Regions from separate parts of the Mus musculus genome. Here region 2 is linked to region 1. The links are chromatin loops, found by intact Hi-C in ENCODE. Cell type or tissue: heart. All regions are shown on one strand.

Evidence for each region. Peaks named below come from ENCODE experiments on the same cell type or tissue, not always from the same donor. Only the 100,000 strongest peaks of a DNase experiment are listed, where the experiment ranks them.
Region 2: a loop joins it to region 1, with 2.4 times the contacts of the local background. A loop is called at or near these places in 5 of 42 quality-filtered maps.

What each region holds. Positions count from the first base shown.
Region 1 is chr11:120,083,893-120,091,892 of GRCm38, forward strand. Cep131 (centrosomal protein 131) reads right to left here and starts at 2,935. Exons shown (of 26, transcript NM_009734.3): 1 at 2,760-2,935; 2 at 1-97. The coding sequence starts at 80. Tepsin (TEPSIN, adaptor related protein complex 4 accessory protein) reads right to left here. Exons shown (of 13, transcript NM_183137.2): 13 at 6,630-8,000. The coding sequence ends at 7,629. In heart, no CTCF peak of the experiment used is centred here; DNase peaks (open chromatin) are centred at 2,589 and 3,039; H3K4me3 peaks cover 2,046 bases; H3K27ac peaks cover 1,765 bases.
Region 2 is chr11:119,904,844-119,912,843 of GRCm38, forward strand. Gm39485 (a long non-coding RNA gene) reads right to left here. Exons shown (of 3, transcript XR_003949830.1): 2 at 4,175-6,125; 3 at 1,853-3,699. Among named protein-coding and RNA genes, the nearest start is that of Chmp6, 5.0 kb to the right of the region's middle. In heart, CTCF peaks have their summits at 301 and 4,790 (motif pointing right); a DNase peak (open chromatin) is centred at 4,818; H3K4me3 peaks cover 560 bases; H3K27ac peaks cover 1,062 bases; H3K27me3 peaks cover 2,319 bases.

The DNA of each region.
Region 1 (8,000 bases):
GGAGGGAGGCCAATCAGACTCAAGTCCACAGCTTCTGGACTGCCTTCAGGAGTGGCAGTGATGGTCCGTGAACCTTTCATGGTGGACCAGGCTAACCCTGAAAAGGAAATGAGAGACGCAATAAGACACCGCAGGGCTGAGGATACAGCTCCGTCCAGTCTTCAGCATGGTATAAACTAGGTGTGGCAGTGTATGTGTGCAATCCTGGAACTCAGAAGGTGGAGGCAGAAGGACCAGACTCAAGACCGTTCTCAGATAGATAGTGCATTCAAGGCCATCCTGGGCTACATGAGATGGGAATGAAGCTTAGAGAGATAACCAAGTAGTTAAGGGTGTTTGCTGCTCTTCTAGAGGGACAGGACTTGGTTCCTAGTACCCATAGCAGTGGCCCACAACTGCCTGTAACTCCAGCTCCAGGGGATCTGACACTCTCTTTTGGCCTCTGTTGGTATACAGACATATACACACATAGATTTAAATATATATATATATATATATATTTTTTTTTTCAAGACAGGGTTTTAGGGTTTCATTGTACAGACCTGGCTATCCTGTCTGGAACTCACTCTATAGACCAGGCTGGCTCAAAACTCACAGAGATCTACCTACCTCTCTGTCTCCGGAGTGCTGGCATTAAAGATGTGCAAAAACACCTGGCTTATTTGTGCCTTTTACTCTTCTTGAACTGTATCCAAGTATTCAATAGCGACAGAGGGACAGGCCCTGGGCTGTGGGCAGCCACCCCTCCCCCCCGGCCCTTCTCATGGGCAGTACTGGCTCACTTTTAATCCCAGCACTTGGGAGGCAGAGGCAGGCAGATCTCTTGAGTTCTGAGGCCATCCTGGTCTACAGAGGGAGTTCTAGGACAGCCAGGGCTACATAGAGAAACCCTGTCTCAAGAAACAAAGAGCCGGGCGGTGGTGGCGCACGCCTTTAATCCCAGCACTTGGGAGGCAGAGGCAGGCAGATTTCTGAGTTCAAGGCCAGCCTGGTCTACCAAGTGAGTTCCAGGACAGCCAGGGCCATACAGAGAAACCCTGTCTCAAGAAAAAAACCAAAAAAAAAAAAAAAAAAAGGAAGAGGAGTTGGTAGAGGAAGGGAAGTGGGAGAACGAGGTGGGGGAGACAAGATACCATGGAGGAATCTCACCCCTTGCACTCACAATCTCCACTCACTCTGGACGTGTGGGTCTACCTGCCACCAAAACTCTCAGAAGCCACCACTGGGGATGGAGGAGCTCTGCCAGGAGCACGAGAAGACAAGATTGTTCTAAACCCTACGCTGGGCTCTAAATGGTGAGCTGTGAGTAGCTGGGGGTCAGCGATCCCAGAGGGTGCTAGCAGCAGGCAGTGGTGGCTGTGAGCCTGGCTCTGCCATTCACCCCAGCCCTAGGACATTCTCTACATTAAAAAAAAAGTGCATCTTCCTGGGCTATCCTGAGGTACATGTGGCTTTGAGGTTGGATCCTGGAGATCCTGCAACAGCTTCAAGCTACCCTAGTAGGATGTGGACTCCCAAGTCCCTGCGTCACCACAGAGCATCCATGAACTCCGGGGACCTGGCAGCTGTTCTCTTGTTTCAGAGGCACCCTGATACCTCCCTTGCAGGGTGCTCTCTCTTGCAGTCTCCCACTGGCTCTTCTCATCCCTGAAAGCCCAAGACGCCCTGAACTCTGCCCCAGACTCTCTCCTTTATACACCCTCTCCATCCCTGAGCTTTGCACAAGTACAGCAGGCTATCCGGCCAGGGCCCGTGCTCACATCACCCAATACTTCCACACTGCTCTCAGCTCAGGTTATACCCACAGGGGAAATGGCTTCTCAGGATGGCAGAGTAAATCTGAGTACCTGAGAAGTCCAGCTCTGACCCTGTTTTCTATAAGCACTTCATTGTGCATTAACTAAGCCTGCCTCCCTCCCTGCTGTTCCTCAAATCTTGGCAGTGCATCCTAGCACACCACTGCATCTGCAATCCCCCTGCCTCCACAGCACCATCAGCTTTTCTTCTACCAACTGTTTTGCTTTCTCTAGGACTCCCTTGAGAGGACAGGGACCACACAGTCTTAGGTCCTGATGTGTGGAGGGCACTGAGGTCCTGAGACCTGGGAGATGGGACATGGGACAACTGCTAAGTGATTACAATCCCCTTTCAGAGTCAGGGAGCCAGGAGCATACACTCACCATGGTCCAAAGTCAAGCTGCCTTGGTACTGACATCCAGATGTGTGTAGTAGGGGGCAGTGTCCCTACTCTGAGGCTGCTTTGCCATCAGTCCGGCCAGTGTCCCCGTTACACATTTCTGGTTGTGTAGGTGAAACCTAATACCTTGCCCTTCTTGGCACTGGCTACACCTTGGTGGATCCTAAGCTCCTAAGTCTGGTGGACATAGCTTTCCCAGCACCACGTGCAGCCAGTGAGGTTCTGGGCGGTAAACATAGCCTCTCCATGGAAATCTATAAGCCAGATGGCCGGAGGCTGGGGAGGCCAGCCTCACCCTGGACAAAACCGCGCCTCCCGCAGGAGCCGGAGGGGCAGGAGCCTGCTCCCTCGGGGGCCAGCTGACTCGCAGAGGCAGAGCCCTTGAGCAGCGCACTGCTGTGCTCCTCCGCGGGCGACCCGCATCCCCTAGGTCTCTTGAGGTTTAAGGCAGGGGTTCCGGGCCGCCCGAATGGAGCCCACGGCGACCTTCCGGGGCTGGGGGTACTGGGCACAGGCCGACCTCGCTGCAGGGCCCGACCCTTCACCGCGAGACGCCCCTCACCTGCGCGGACCTAGCCTGGGGCGCAGGGCCCGTGGGCTCGGCCTGGCGGGCGCGGCTGCAGAGCCACCCGGGGCCCCACGGGGCTGGCGCGGCCTCCGCCGTGGGTGACAATAAAACGCTGTCCGCAGGGGCGAGCGGCGGCGGCGGCGGCTAGCAACCAGCCTGGTGCCTCCTCCGCTGTCCGTCACGCCGGCCCGCCTTTGCAGCGCGCGCCGCTCAGGGATTGGCTCTCCGGACGCCCGCCCTGATCTTCGGGTAGTTCATTGGGCCGTTAGGCTGTCCTGTAAGTCCCGGAGTGGGAGGAGCTGCCGAAAGCCAAAGTGGAGTGGGGCAGGCAGAGGGGCGGGGCTTTAAGGAGGCGGAGCCTGCGGGTCCCGGCACCCTCTGAGGCCCCCGCGCAGCCCTGGGCCTCTCCGGTGCCTTGGCAGGACCGCGCAATGATGCCTCCTATCCCCAATCTTTCCTAACTGCTTTCAAAGACACTGTCGGAGTCTCCAAGTGTATAGATGTGGTCTTTCCTGTCTGCCAAAGGGCTCGGGACCCACAAGCTCAGATGGCCTCTCCAACAGAAGTTACATTAAATAACAATGTTATAAACTCAAATGCTTTAAAAATTATCCGCATATTAATCTTATGAACAAGCGCGTGTGCGTGCGTGTGAGTGCGTGTGTGCGTGCGTGCGTGTGTGTGTGTGTGTGTGTGTGTGTGTGTGTGTGTGTGTGTGTGGTAAGTTAGGATGGTGGTCCAGGGCCTTGCATGTGCTAAATAAGGACTCTGCCATTGAACCTCAGCCACTTTTGCACTAAGAAAGCATCTCATATACCACGTAGCCCAGGCTGTCCTCGAACACACTATATAGCTGAGAATGACGTGGAATTCCTGATCCTTTGCTTTTTTCCCCTCCTAAATCTGGAATTACGGGCAAAGTGCCGCCACACCTGGCTTTCATCTTTTCTTTCTAAGATTTATTATGTGTAAGTTTCTGCATCATGTTGAGGGTGCTGGATCTCCTGAAACTGGAGTTATGGATGGTTGTAGGATGCCATGTGGGTGCTGGGAACTAAAACCCGGTCCTATACAAGTGCTTTTTTTTGTTTGTTTGTTTTTTTGGTTTTTTTTTTTTTTTTGAGACAGGGTTTTCTATGTAGCCTTGGTTGTCCTGGAACTCCCTCTGTAGACCAGGTTGGTCTTGAACTCACAGATCCACCTGCCTCTGCCTCCCAAGTGCTGGGATTAAAGGTGTGTACCACCACCACTCAGCATAGTAGGTGCTTTTAAACACTGATGGTGGCTTCCTTTTTTGTTTGTTTGTTTTGTGTTTTGTTTTGTTTTGTTTTTTCGAGACAGGGTTTCTCTGTGCAGCTTTGGCTGTCCTGGAACTCACTCTGTATACCAGGCTGGCCTTGAACTCAAGAGATCCACCTGCCTCTGCCTCCCAAGTGCTGGGATTAAAGGCATGCGCTCACGGTGGCTTCTTTTTTAAAATTAAGAGAAAGATTTGGTTTATACATATCAAAATTCACATCCTTTGGTGTCGGGTAAACACCCATTCAGACTTAGTCACCCTTCCGCCACACCCTACAGAGCCATTCCTTGTTTAATCCCAGCTGCTTCAGGCACCAGCTGGCTGGGACCCTTTGTTTTGTCTCTTGAGGAAAGTCAGAGACAAGATGGCACAGAGTGTCTTCCTAAATCCCCACCCCAACCACCCCAAAGCTGGAGGATTCATTCTGCTGTCCTAGCCAACATGTCACCTGACTCTTAGAATGCCCCAGGAAGCAACTATTCCAAGCGAGAGTTCACACGATGGAAGCAGCTGTAGACACTCACTTGCTGGCTTTTGTGTAAGCCCAGGTTTTCCCATCTTCTGCAAATTCTTAGGGCAGAAATCAGTGCTATTTAAGAAACTGCCAGAATGTTTTCTAGTTACTGTCCAGACAATGTCCCAGTTGGTGTCTGTTCCTTCCGCTCTTGGAGTGTTTGGGTCCTGTTCTCTCAGTGACGTTAATAGGTGAATGGTTGGGGTGTGTGTGTGAATACACTGTAGCTGTCTTCAGACACACCAAAAGAGGGCATCAATCCCATTACAGATGAGCTACCATGTAGTTGCTGGGAATTGAACTCAGGACCTCTGGGAGAACAGCCAGTGTTCTTAACAGCTGAGCCATCTCCCCAGCACCCAAGCTGGACTCTTGTAACCCAAAGCTGCCCCTTCGCTAGCTGTTCTCCTGGCCAGGTGAGTGGTTTGCACATCACACGGCTCATCTGCCATCCCTGCATTCGTCTCCCTTCATGTCTGTCAGATCATTTACCCACTCTGTAATTTGGGTGATTTTCTAGTTTTGAGCTTTAAACTTTGGGTGTGTGCGTGTGTGTGTGTGTGTGTGTACACTCACGCCACAGCAAACATGTAGAGGTAAGGATAACCTTCATGAATCAGTTTTCTTTTTCTACCATGTGGGTCCCAGGGATTGTACTCTGGTTGTCAGACTGTGTGGTAAAAATGCCTTCACCAGCCTAGCTATGCCATCGATCCTGTGTTCTCAGCGAGGTTTTCACGTGAGTCTGCGAGAGACGTCACCTGAAAAGTCTCTCAGTGTTTGGCTCGACTTTCCATTCCCTTAACTATGACATTAAAGCCTTTTCCCTTTAATAAGGTTTCTTCCCCAACACAGGGTCTTAGTATGTAGACCTGGACGGCCTAGAGCTCCCTATGTAGACAAGGCTGGCTTCAGCTTCATGGCGAGCCACCTCTGCCTCCTGAGTGCTGGGATTAAAGGGGCATACCACCATCAGGTGTTTCTGATTCTTAGGTTATGGTTCACTTTAAATTTTTGTGTGAAGTGTGAGGTATGGGCCAAGATGTTTTCAGTTTTTTACACATTGCTAGCTCCAACACCATTGACGGCTACTACCTCCTCACTGAACTACTGCAGATAAAGAAAACGCCCCCGACCAAGGGCGTGGCTCAGGAACCTAGGCTTGTGAGGTTCTACCTACGAGATGTGGACGCTGTCGCTGACCACCACTTGTGTAGACCCCGACGATACCAGCCTTGGCTAGCACAGCTGTGGTGAACCCTGACCTCTGGGCATGGCAGGAGAGGAGGGGTTCTAAGTGCCACCCCCCACCCCAGACATCACCAACAGTTACCAGGGAAAAGGCCACTCTTCAGTGGTACACCCGCCATGAGCGTTTCCCTGCTCCTCCAACCCTTGACTCAGCAGTGAAAATGTTTCTGTCCCTGGGGTCCACAGAACAATTCCCAGTTTGAAAAGCCACACCATAGGAGTTGTAAGATCATCTTGACTGTTCTGATCTCTTTTTTTTTTTCCTGTAAACTTTAATGTCAATTCACCACTGTATACAAACTGAGCTGGGAGTACAGCCCCAGGGGTCCCGCACTTACCAGTACACACAAGGCCCCACGTTTGACACAACTGAACACCTGCGGAGACTCTGGTGGGGTTTGGGACAGCCCCTCTCTAGCCATGTTCTCCGCTCACCCTGGAGCAGTGTAGCCACAATTTCTGTTCAGAATGCCCTCCTGGCCCGTTGACGGGGAGGGCAAGGCAGCACCGCTGAGAGGGTCCACCAAACACTCGAGGGGAAGCACCTGCTCTACTCGGGAAAACAAGCCCTTAAGGTATTGATGATGATAATAATAGTAATAATAATAATAATAATAGGGGCTGGAGAGATGGCTAAATGGTTAAGAGCACTGACTGCTCTCCTGAGTTCAGGTCCCAGCGACCACGTGGTGGCTCACAACCATCTGTAATGGGATCTGATGCTCTCCTCTGGTGTGGCTGAAGACGGAGACAATGTATCATATAAATAAAATCTTAGCACAAAATCAACCAGCCCAAGTGGCACAAGCAGTGTAAACATGTGTTTATTGAGAAAGTGCACATTGCATCTCCACAGGTTCTTCTGAGATGGGACGACTCTCTCCCGTGTCCTACAGAAAACTGTGGCAAGCTGGCATCCAGCGCTGGGCCCTACAGTGACTGACACTGGAAACGGCCACAGGGCACTTGTCTGAGGAAACTCTGAGAACCAAAGGTACCCGCCCAGCCCCCCTATCCTCAAGGCTGTGGCTCCCAGCTACTTTGACCTCCCAGAGGAAGGACCAGAGATCAGAACCTAACTGTGAGCCAAGTTGGTGTTTCCAACCCTCTCAAGTGCTCATTTCTGAGGGTCAGGCCCACAGGGCTTGCCCAGGGTACCCAAGGTCAGCCCGGCAGCCTTGCTACTGGCCAGCTGTCACCATAGGAATTCAAGTCCATACAATCATTGCCAGCACCTAGCAATGGGACAGGTCCAACTGGGACTGAGGTAGCCTGGGAGTTGGGGGTGGGAGTTGTAGTCAGTGTTCAGCCTCCTAGGGACAGAGCAGCATGGGGCGGAGGGGCTGTGGTCGACAGCCCTGGGGACGTCCTGCCCTGCAGATGTACAAGGTGGTCTCCAGCTATGGACAGACCGCTAAGAAGGTCTGTGTGGGTCTTGCTGGGAGGAAGAGAGAAGCCAGTCTCAGAGTCAATTCCCAAGAAGCAATGGGTGTGCGGACATCTTCTGAGGCACCAGTTGACTGTATTTTCCACACCTCCATGTTGGCTGGTCAGCACTAAGGGCCCAGATCCCTTCTTCAGTGACTGTTCTGAGCACTGGGAGGCCCATCCAGGGCTCACCTGGCTCAAAGGCCGCTGTACCAGTTTCCTAGTTGAAAGGAAGGGGCCAGAGGGCGAAGGGACAGCCAGAGGACACCAAAGGATGGCTCCTTGGTGAACACGAGGACAGGAGACCATAAGGTCCTGGGGCCTTTTATATGAGGACCAGAGGGGACGCTGTACAGCTGGGCCCAGAAAGTCACATGTTTAAAAATGCAAAAGCTGATGGCTCTGAAACCGGAGCTTCTGTGGTCACCTTCTGTAAATCTGTCTGGAGGTCCTGCGAGCTGTGGCAAGGCAGGCGGGGGCAAGCCACCAGCTCCATGCCAGCAAACAAAGAGTTGGGACTCCACGGGAGCGGACTGGAGCTATCCTCTGGGGTGTCTGTGTTCTCCAGCCTCTGCTCAGATTCTGTCCCCTGTTCACTAGAACACACCAATTGGGTTCGGACCTCGCTGGGCTCCTCCAGAGCAGACGGAGGTAAGGTATTGGGGGATGGAAAGAGCACAGGACTCCTGGGTACCACTGTGGCGGAGCTGAGAGGCTGGAGGAAGACCTGGCTCCCAGGGGC
Region 2 (8,000 bases), 180 kb before region 1:
AACAACTATCCCCAGAATCCCCCTACCTTACTGCTCATCACCTTGCCCGTGCCCCCCATCACCACCCCACAAGCCAGAGCAGGACCATGGATGGTAGGTACTAAATGAACCAGTGAGTGAGCTACCAGTGGATAATGCCTGAGTGGGGAGAGAATGAGCTAATAAACAAGCCAGCCATCTGCTGAGCATAAGAGTGAGGGGCGAATGAATAAACTGCCCATATCTAGGCACATCTGTGACAGGAGCCTCAGCATGGAGGTTACACAGCAGTTCATCAGCTGCCTGTCCTACAGCACCACTGTGTGGTTGCAGTAGGGATTGCCACTACCCACATTAACATAACATCCCAGAAGAAAGGGGCTCCTGTTCTCAATCCTTCAAAGATGTGAGAGGGAGGGAGAGAGAGGGAGACAAGTACTTTCTTCTGCCCCGCCCCACCCCTGAGCTCCCTCAGAGCAGCCTTCCTCCCCTCAGAATTTCCTCTAGAAGGTCTAGCAACATACGTGCAAGGTATCCCTCGTTGCTGGCGATCCAGGCCTGCTTGAAAGCAAGCAGGTGTCTGCAGCCCTGACTGGTCAGCACCAACCCCTGAGCTCAGGCCCTATCTCTGGGATTTGCTGTCTTCTTACTGACTCCACAGTATTCCTTCTTGGGCTTGTCTCATATTTTCTGCTACCTGTGTCTGAGCTCTGAGGGCCCCAGGACCACTGGATCCATTGCACAGCCCTCCTGCACCTCCCCCTATAACTCACCTACAGCCTGCCTACATTCTGCCAGTAGCTCACCACATAGTATGTGTGTAACGCACAGCCGCGGCTCCCACTTTATGCTCCCTGGCATCAGCTTACACATGTGAGAGTCACACACCCAGATGACATACTTGTTTAAGACAAGAGCCCAATCTCTCCCAGCTTCACCAGCGTAGCCATAAGCTTCTGGCCTTTGGACCCTGAAATTGGCTTGGGTAGACCTCCCATGACAAGGCTGTCATTCCTGACTTGGGTAGATTGTTGGCCTCAGCTGGGCCATCCAGAGCCCTGTTCTGGTTGTGCCAACGAGGCCTGCAAAGGTGAGCTGCCTTTCGTCTCTTTCCTGCTTTCCAACCCTAGATGGAAGCTGGCCCAGAGAAGCTGGCACAGTCACAAGAGTGACATGAAGGAGGAAAGTGACTCCTGTGTCTGCCAGTTCTTGCTCCCTGGTAAAGGTTGGGAACATCTCAGTGCCAGCAACACACAGGGATCACACTTACACTCCAGCTATCCCAACACCACCTCCCTGATCGATCACTCACTCTCTTGTATCCCCCACTGCAGACTGCCTGTGAGTGGCTCGGCACTGTGTCAGCCCCGCTGCTACCTGGTGTTGCAAAGCTGAAAGCCACGGAAGAGATCCAAGTTAGATTCCCTATAAGAAACTTTCTGGAAATGGGAAAGGAATAGTTCTTGTCACTGTTTTAGGCTGGCCTTCTTTCACTCAGTAGAAGGCTGGCTCAAGGGGAGACAGTGCACAGGCCTTCTCACACCCCACCTGCGGACCCATAGGCAGTCTTCATCCTTTTGCACATCCACCTATTACCCACCTGCAACCTGCCTTGTGGGCAGCTTGCACCTCACCCCTCAGTGCACATTGATTGACAGCTGTGCCCCTTCTTGATAACTAGGTCAGCAGGCCTGCATCTATGGCCTCTGTGTGTTCTCAGGGCTGCTGCAGAAGATGCTGTGCAGAGACCCAGGGATGGGACTCCCCAGCCTCCGTTCCTCCAACCCTTCGGTGATTTTGAGACATGTGGTTCTCAGCACTAAATATCCTTTAGGTGAAATATCCAAGCCAGTAAGGATGCCTCGGTTGGCTCAGTCTAGTTCCAGAAACAGCCTCACACAGAACCCAGCACTGGTTACCCAACGCACCAAAGGCTCTGTGCAGTGTGGATTGAGTTGTTTCCCCCAGAACTCACGCTGATGACCGGAGAGGTGGTTTACACCTGGCTCCTCTAACAGAGAGAGGTGTACCCAGTGGTGGCTCATGACCATCTTTAACTCCAGTTCCAGAAACCAATACCCTATCCTGGTTTTGTGGACACCAGGCACGTGTGTGTGTCACCCCCAACAAAAAGCCTCATGTTGCTGTTTTGGCCTCAGAATGTGTCCTTCTTTGGAACAGGGCCGTTGTAGGTACAGTTGGGTTGAGGCAAGCCTTAATCCAAAGTGATGATTCTTTATAAAGAGGATTTGGACACAGACAGTGGGAGATGCAGTGTGAAGGTGGAAGCAGAGATCGGGTGATGTTCTGCCAGCCAAGCAGCCGAGGGAGGATCACAACATGTCGCCTTCAGAAGCCAGGGAAAGCCTGGTGTGGCCTCCCACAGAGCTTGTAGAGAAATCTGCCCTCTTTATTCCTCTGACTCTTTCAACGATTTTGGTGCTTCTGACCCCAGGGCTCTGTGACAGGACAGATGCTTCCAACCCTGCCTGGTTAAACCCTGGTCACTGCCCGGAATAGTCTTTCTGGAAAGCAGAGTCAGGCAACCAAGGAACAGGCTCAGAGCTGCACCAGGGGAGAGCTTGGGGCTGTGGGGTAGGATGCTGGTGTCTGCCAGCACCAGGAAGATTGCATTTTTAGAATGGCATACAAGGGATTTTAAATTCTCAGTTCAAGGCAGAGTGAGAAAACCAGGAAACACATGGGGCTGCTAGAAGAGGTAACCAAGTTTCCTGTGGCCGGGCTGCTGTGCCTGCAGATCACAAGCAAGCTGTACCCTGCAGGGTGCAGGATTACAGGGCAAACTGAATTCTCAGCCTCTGCAGGTCATCTGTGCAGGAGCTGGAGCAGAAAACCAACGGGAAAGCATCAGGGCAAAGAGACTGAGGGGCTGAGCCTGGCCCCATCACTCCTGAACCCCCAAACCCCTCGGCACAGACACCGTGCTTGCAGGCCATACCTGTGACGGCATCACCCTCAGACCTGACAGAAATGAGAACCAGCTAAGTCCTGTCACAAACATCAGACACACACTCGAGGTTTTGCTTTCTGGCTGGATATCAAGGAGATGGACTCAGGCCACAGAAGCATAGCCCTGGCTCTCTGCATTTGTGCAGCTGGCACACACCCCGAGCCCTGAGCTCCAGCACTGGCTTGCCTATATGTGAAAAGTCCGGGCAGTTTGCTTGTCGAGGTCTGTGCTACAGTGTTTCCACTGAGATGTGTTAGTTCCTTAGCATAACACAAAGGAAAAAACAAACAGGTTGGAAGGGGAGTTCTCTGGAAGAGAGGTGCACTAAAGTCAAGCCCCAGGAGGAAGCCGCTCCGTACCTTGCTTCTCTCCCCAGGGAGCAACTATATTTGTGCCTTTTGCATCTTTAAAACAAAACCTATCAGGACCAACGTAAAGCAGGAGAGGCTGGCGTAGGCTAACTGTTTCGGGAGGCTCTGGCCACAGCAGCAGGAGTGGGAGGCAGAGGGATGGACCATAGAGATATCAGAACCATTAACCCCCAAAGGTCGGTCACTAGTGACCTACTTTTTGCCACCAAGAAGGGAATGCGTGTTCAAACAGTTGAGCCTCCTGGGGCCATGCGTATGACATCATGGCAGCTCACCTTTCCCAAAGGACGCCAGAAGCTTGTCTGTGAGGAACCTTGTAGACCAGAGACGAAGGTGGGAGATGTTGTCATCCAAGTGGGTTCCTGATTCCTCAGGGACCTGGGGTAGGCAGGGTGGGTTCAGTTGCAGGAAAGATGTTAAGCTTTGAGCAGCAGGCAGGACAAACGGGACTGGGCGGGCTCTGCTCACTGTGAATGATTAAGTGCAGAGGGTGATCTTTTTTTTTTTTTAAAAGCCAGCTGGGGCCAACGGGCCAGACACAAAGTATCTCAAGGGCAGGCTTGGGAGATGACCCAGAGGTGAAGCACATGTCCTGCAAGCCTGACCACCTGAATCCAGATCCCCTAAACCCATGTAAAAGCCAGCACAGGAGGCATCGCTAATCCCAGCACCCCAAAGAGAGATGGGCGGAACCAACAGGAAGACTTCTAGAAGCCCAGGAGCAGCTAGCCTGGTGGGCGTAACAAGCAGAAGATGCTGCCTCAAACAAGGTGAAGGAAAGACGACCCAAGGTTGTCCTCTGACCTCTACATGTACATAGTGGCACTTGATGAAAACACACACACACACTCACCTCACAGTTGGGTTGTGTGGTACTTGTCAGGAGGCTCACTCCTGCCCTGCTGACCTCAGCTGTGGTGGCACACCTGGTCAGAGCTGGCACACACCACCATAAGTTCCAGATTCCTTGCTTGTCTTGTGACGGAGATAAAATGGCTGTCAGAGGCAATCTAAAGAAGGATTTCCTGTGGTGAGGCAGAGCAGCCTCATGGCAGCAGGAGCTGAAGAAGGGGAGCCTGCTCACACAATAGTGGATAGTAAGCCAAGATGGAGGACTAGACCAGGTGTAACCTTCAAAGGCAGTCACCAGCACCCTTCCTCCAACCTAGCTCCACTTTCTAAAGTTCCCACACCCTCCCCAAATTGCACAGCTAGGGAGTATTGTGGGGGACACTTCACATGCAAACCATAACTAGTCCTGACTGGCTTCTTTTCCAGGCTATGTGGCCCCTTTTGGCCTGATGACTGAGTTTCAAGAACAAGCATACAGAGGTCCCAGAAAGGAACTTGTCAGCGTCTGTAACCTGGACACATGGTGGTCCTAATAATTCACTTACTCCCTCCTGAGTCAGCTTTGTATAGCTGGGCTCTGGAAAAACTTCGGGTGAGTGCAAGGTTGAGCTCCGTCAGCAGAGGGCGCTGGAACTGCAGGAAGCCCTGGAGGCAGAAGGGGGCTTCCTCTATGTCTCTTTCCGCCTGAGGGAGGGGGGTCAGAATTTCACTCCCTAGCCCCAGACCTCCTTTTGGGGCCCAGCACCCTCTTTTCTCTAGCACTGCAGTTCCCAGTGGACTCTTTTTACAGATCCTCAGCCTTTTTTGCAGAGTGTTGTTTCTGAGTCTTGTGTCCGGCCAGCACCTCTCCCCGGGTAGTCCTGCAGCTATCCTTCAGCCACACGCTTGGCTCCCCGTGGGGGCACAGCGTTCTCCCAGGCACTCAGCAGCTTCCCAAGGTCTCTTTCTTGGCACTTGCTGCTTATGTGTTCCTTGAGTTCCTGCACGCACACGCTTTGGTGGTTGCAGGTCTCTGGCCCTAGTGTCACAGTTTTCTGCACAGGTGACCAGTACAGCTTCTGGCTCTTTCTGAGACGGTGCATGAGTGTCAGCACAGAAGCAGTTCTACGAGACTGCAGTACAGTCCGACCTTGGCGGTGGGCTTGATTATGCTACTGGGCTTCTTGCTGCGGGATGCTGATGACATGTGGGCGTTGCCTAAGGAAGCTGCTTCCCACTGGCTGGTGATGATAAAGGGCCACTTAACATGGAGTCCAAATAGCTGCAGCAGGGTGACCATAGCAGAGGACCCATCACTGCACTGGGGCATTCACAGCAGTCACCAGGTCCTCAGCTGTAAGAAGGACAGTACTCCTTGACCTCTCTGAGGGGTCACTCCTGTCTCACAGCTATAGGACCAACACCACAGCGGTCAGAGCCTTTGCTCTGATGCATACAAGGTGACTGATGACTCAACTTGTACCTGGCCACAGAATTCCTTCCCATAGGTTAGGATCCTGGTTTGGGGTGTAACACAGTGGTAGAGCACTTGCCTAACACAGAGACCCTGGGTCCTGTCCCTAGCACCGGAGGACGTTGATGGAAAGACAGGAACCCTGAACTCTGGAGAGGACTGGACTTATGACATTGGACCTCCCAAATCACATGACCCCTCTCCAACCAGAGGGGCTTGGCCAAGAGAGCTGGAGACCCATGTTAGGGATCTTTTTATGACCCTGCATGTGGCAGGTTCAGAGGAGTCCGCCTTGAGGACCTCCATGGCCACCTTTTGTTGACATGAGGCCTATAGTTAAATCCTAGGGGTCAGGCACATGTGACATGGCAGATGGCTCGGAATGGGTATTGGGACAGTTCCTCTAAAGGACTAAAGCAAGATGGCTGTCATGGCACCGGCACGCAGAATCTCAGCAATCAGAAGCCTGCAGGTAGAGGGTCGAGAGTTTAAGGCCTGCCTGAAATAAAAAGGAACAAACACAAAAGATTTCATGCTCTAAGAACACACAAGGTTTCTGTCCTCTCCCCCTTTCCTGTCCCAGTCCTCTACCAGTGTGTGCTGGGTCACCATTGCTGTGATGAAACACCATGACCAAAAGCAAGCTGGGAAGGAAAGGGTTTATTGTATTTGGCTTACACTTCCACATGGTCTGTCATCAAAGGAAATCAGGACAGGGACTTAGACAGGAGGCAGGAGCTGATGCAGAGGCCATGGAGGGGTGCTGCTTACTAGCTTGCTCCTCATGGCTTGCTCAGCCTTCTCTCTTATAAAGCTCAGGACCACCAGCCCAGGGATGGCACCAGCCACAATGGGCTGGGCCCTCCCAAGTCAGTCACTAAATAAGAAAAATACCTTACAGCTGGATCTTTTTTGTTTGTTTGTTTTTGTTTTTTTCAAGACAGGGTTTCTCTGTATAGCCCTGGCTGTCCTGGAACTCACTTTGTAGACCAGGCTGGCCTCAAACTCAGAAATCTGCCTGCCTCTGCCTCCCAAGTGCTGGGATTAAAGGTGTGAGCCACCATGCCCGGCTCTACAGCTGGATCTTATGGAAGCATTTTCTCAACTGAGATTCCCTCCTTTCAGGTGACTCTGGCTTATATCAAGTTGACGTAAAATTAGCCATAACAGCCGAGCATGGTGGCAGGCAGATTTCTGAGTTCGAGGCCAGCCTGGTCTACAAAGTGAGTTCCAGGACAGCCAGGGCTATACAGAGAAACCCTGCCTCAAAAAACCAAAATAAATAAATAAATAAATAAGCCATAACAGACACACACACACACACACACACACACACACACACACACACACACACACACACAGAGAGAGAGAGACAGAGAGACAGAGAAAGAGACACAGAGACAGACAGAGAGAGAGAGAAAGAGAGAGAATCCTTTTAAAATACAGAAAACTTACTGGGCATGATGGCTCACATCTTTAATCCCAGCAAAGGGAGGCAAAGGGAAGCAGATCTCTGGGAGTTCAAGGCCAGCTTGGTCTACAGAGTGAGTTCTAGGACAGCCAGGGCTACAGAGAGAGGAAAATATCTTTAAAATAAGTAAGTAAATTTTAAAACCATATTTATTCTTAGCTTGTAGGCTGTATAAAAAGGAGAGGGGAGATCAAACCGGTTTGACTCACGGGCCATAGTTGCCAAATCCTGGCTTACAGACGGAAAGAATTCAGACATTTCCAGCTCTGTATTGGCAGAGAACTAGGAAGAATGTGTGGAAGCGCTTCCAGAGTGTTATGGTAGAAACAGAACCCTCCCTGGGCAATAAATACTCCTAGCTAAATGGTTGCAGCCAGCAAGGCACTGGGTACTGTGGGCTGTTGCTTGACAGACTGGGCCTCAGTTAGTGACTCTGGGATGTCAGGGCATCCTAGCACGGAGTAGACAAGAGTGGACAGAGAAAGTGGGTGATTTCAAGGCCATCTTGGTCTGCATAGCAAGTCCCAAACCAGCCAGAGATACCCTGGACCTGCACAAGACCTCTGTCCCACACCCCTGAACATGCCCTTGGTTAGGGCATGAGAACCACACAGGTCGGAAGCTCCAGCCTTCTAGTAAGTTCTGCCCCAGTACTGCCCTTTATAGTCATGTTGACCACAGGGACAGGGTACCATTACTGCGATTTTATGGGGCCAGTTGGCCCACAGAGCATTGGAGACTAAGATATGACAGCTAACCATCAAAGTCAGTGGCTGAGCCCGATTAGGGCAGCTGACTGTACAGAGAACCCTGGGATAAAGGGTTCCTGGCTAGTTAGAAGGCCCCTTGGAATCAAATCAAAACAAAAAAACCAACCTCTAGAAACTGCTTCTAAGTGACAGA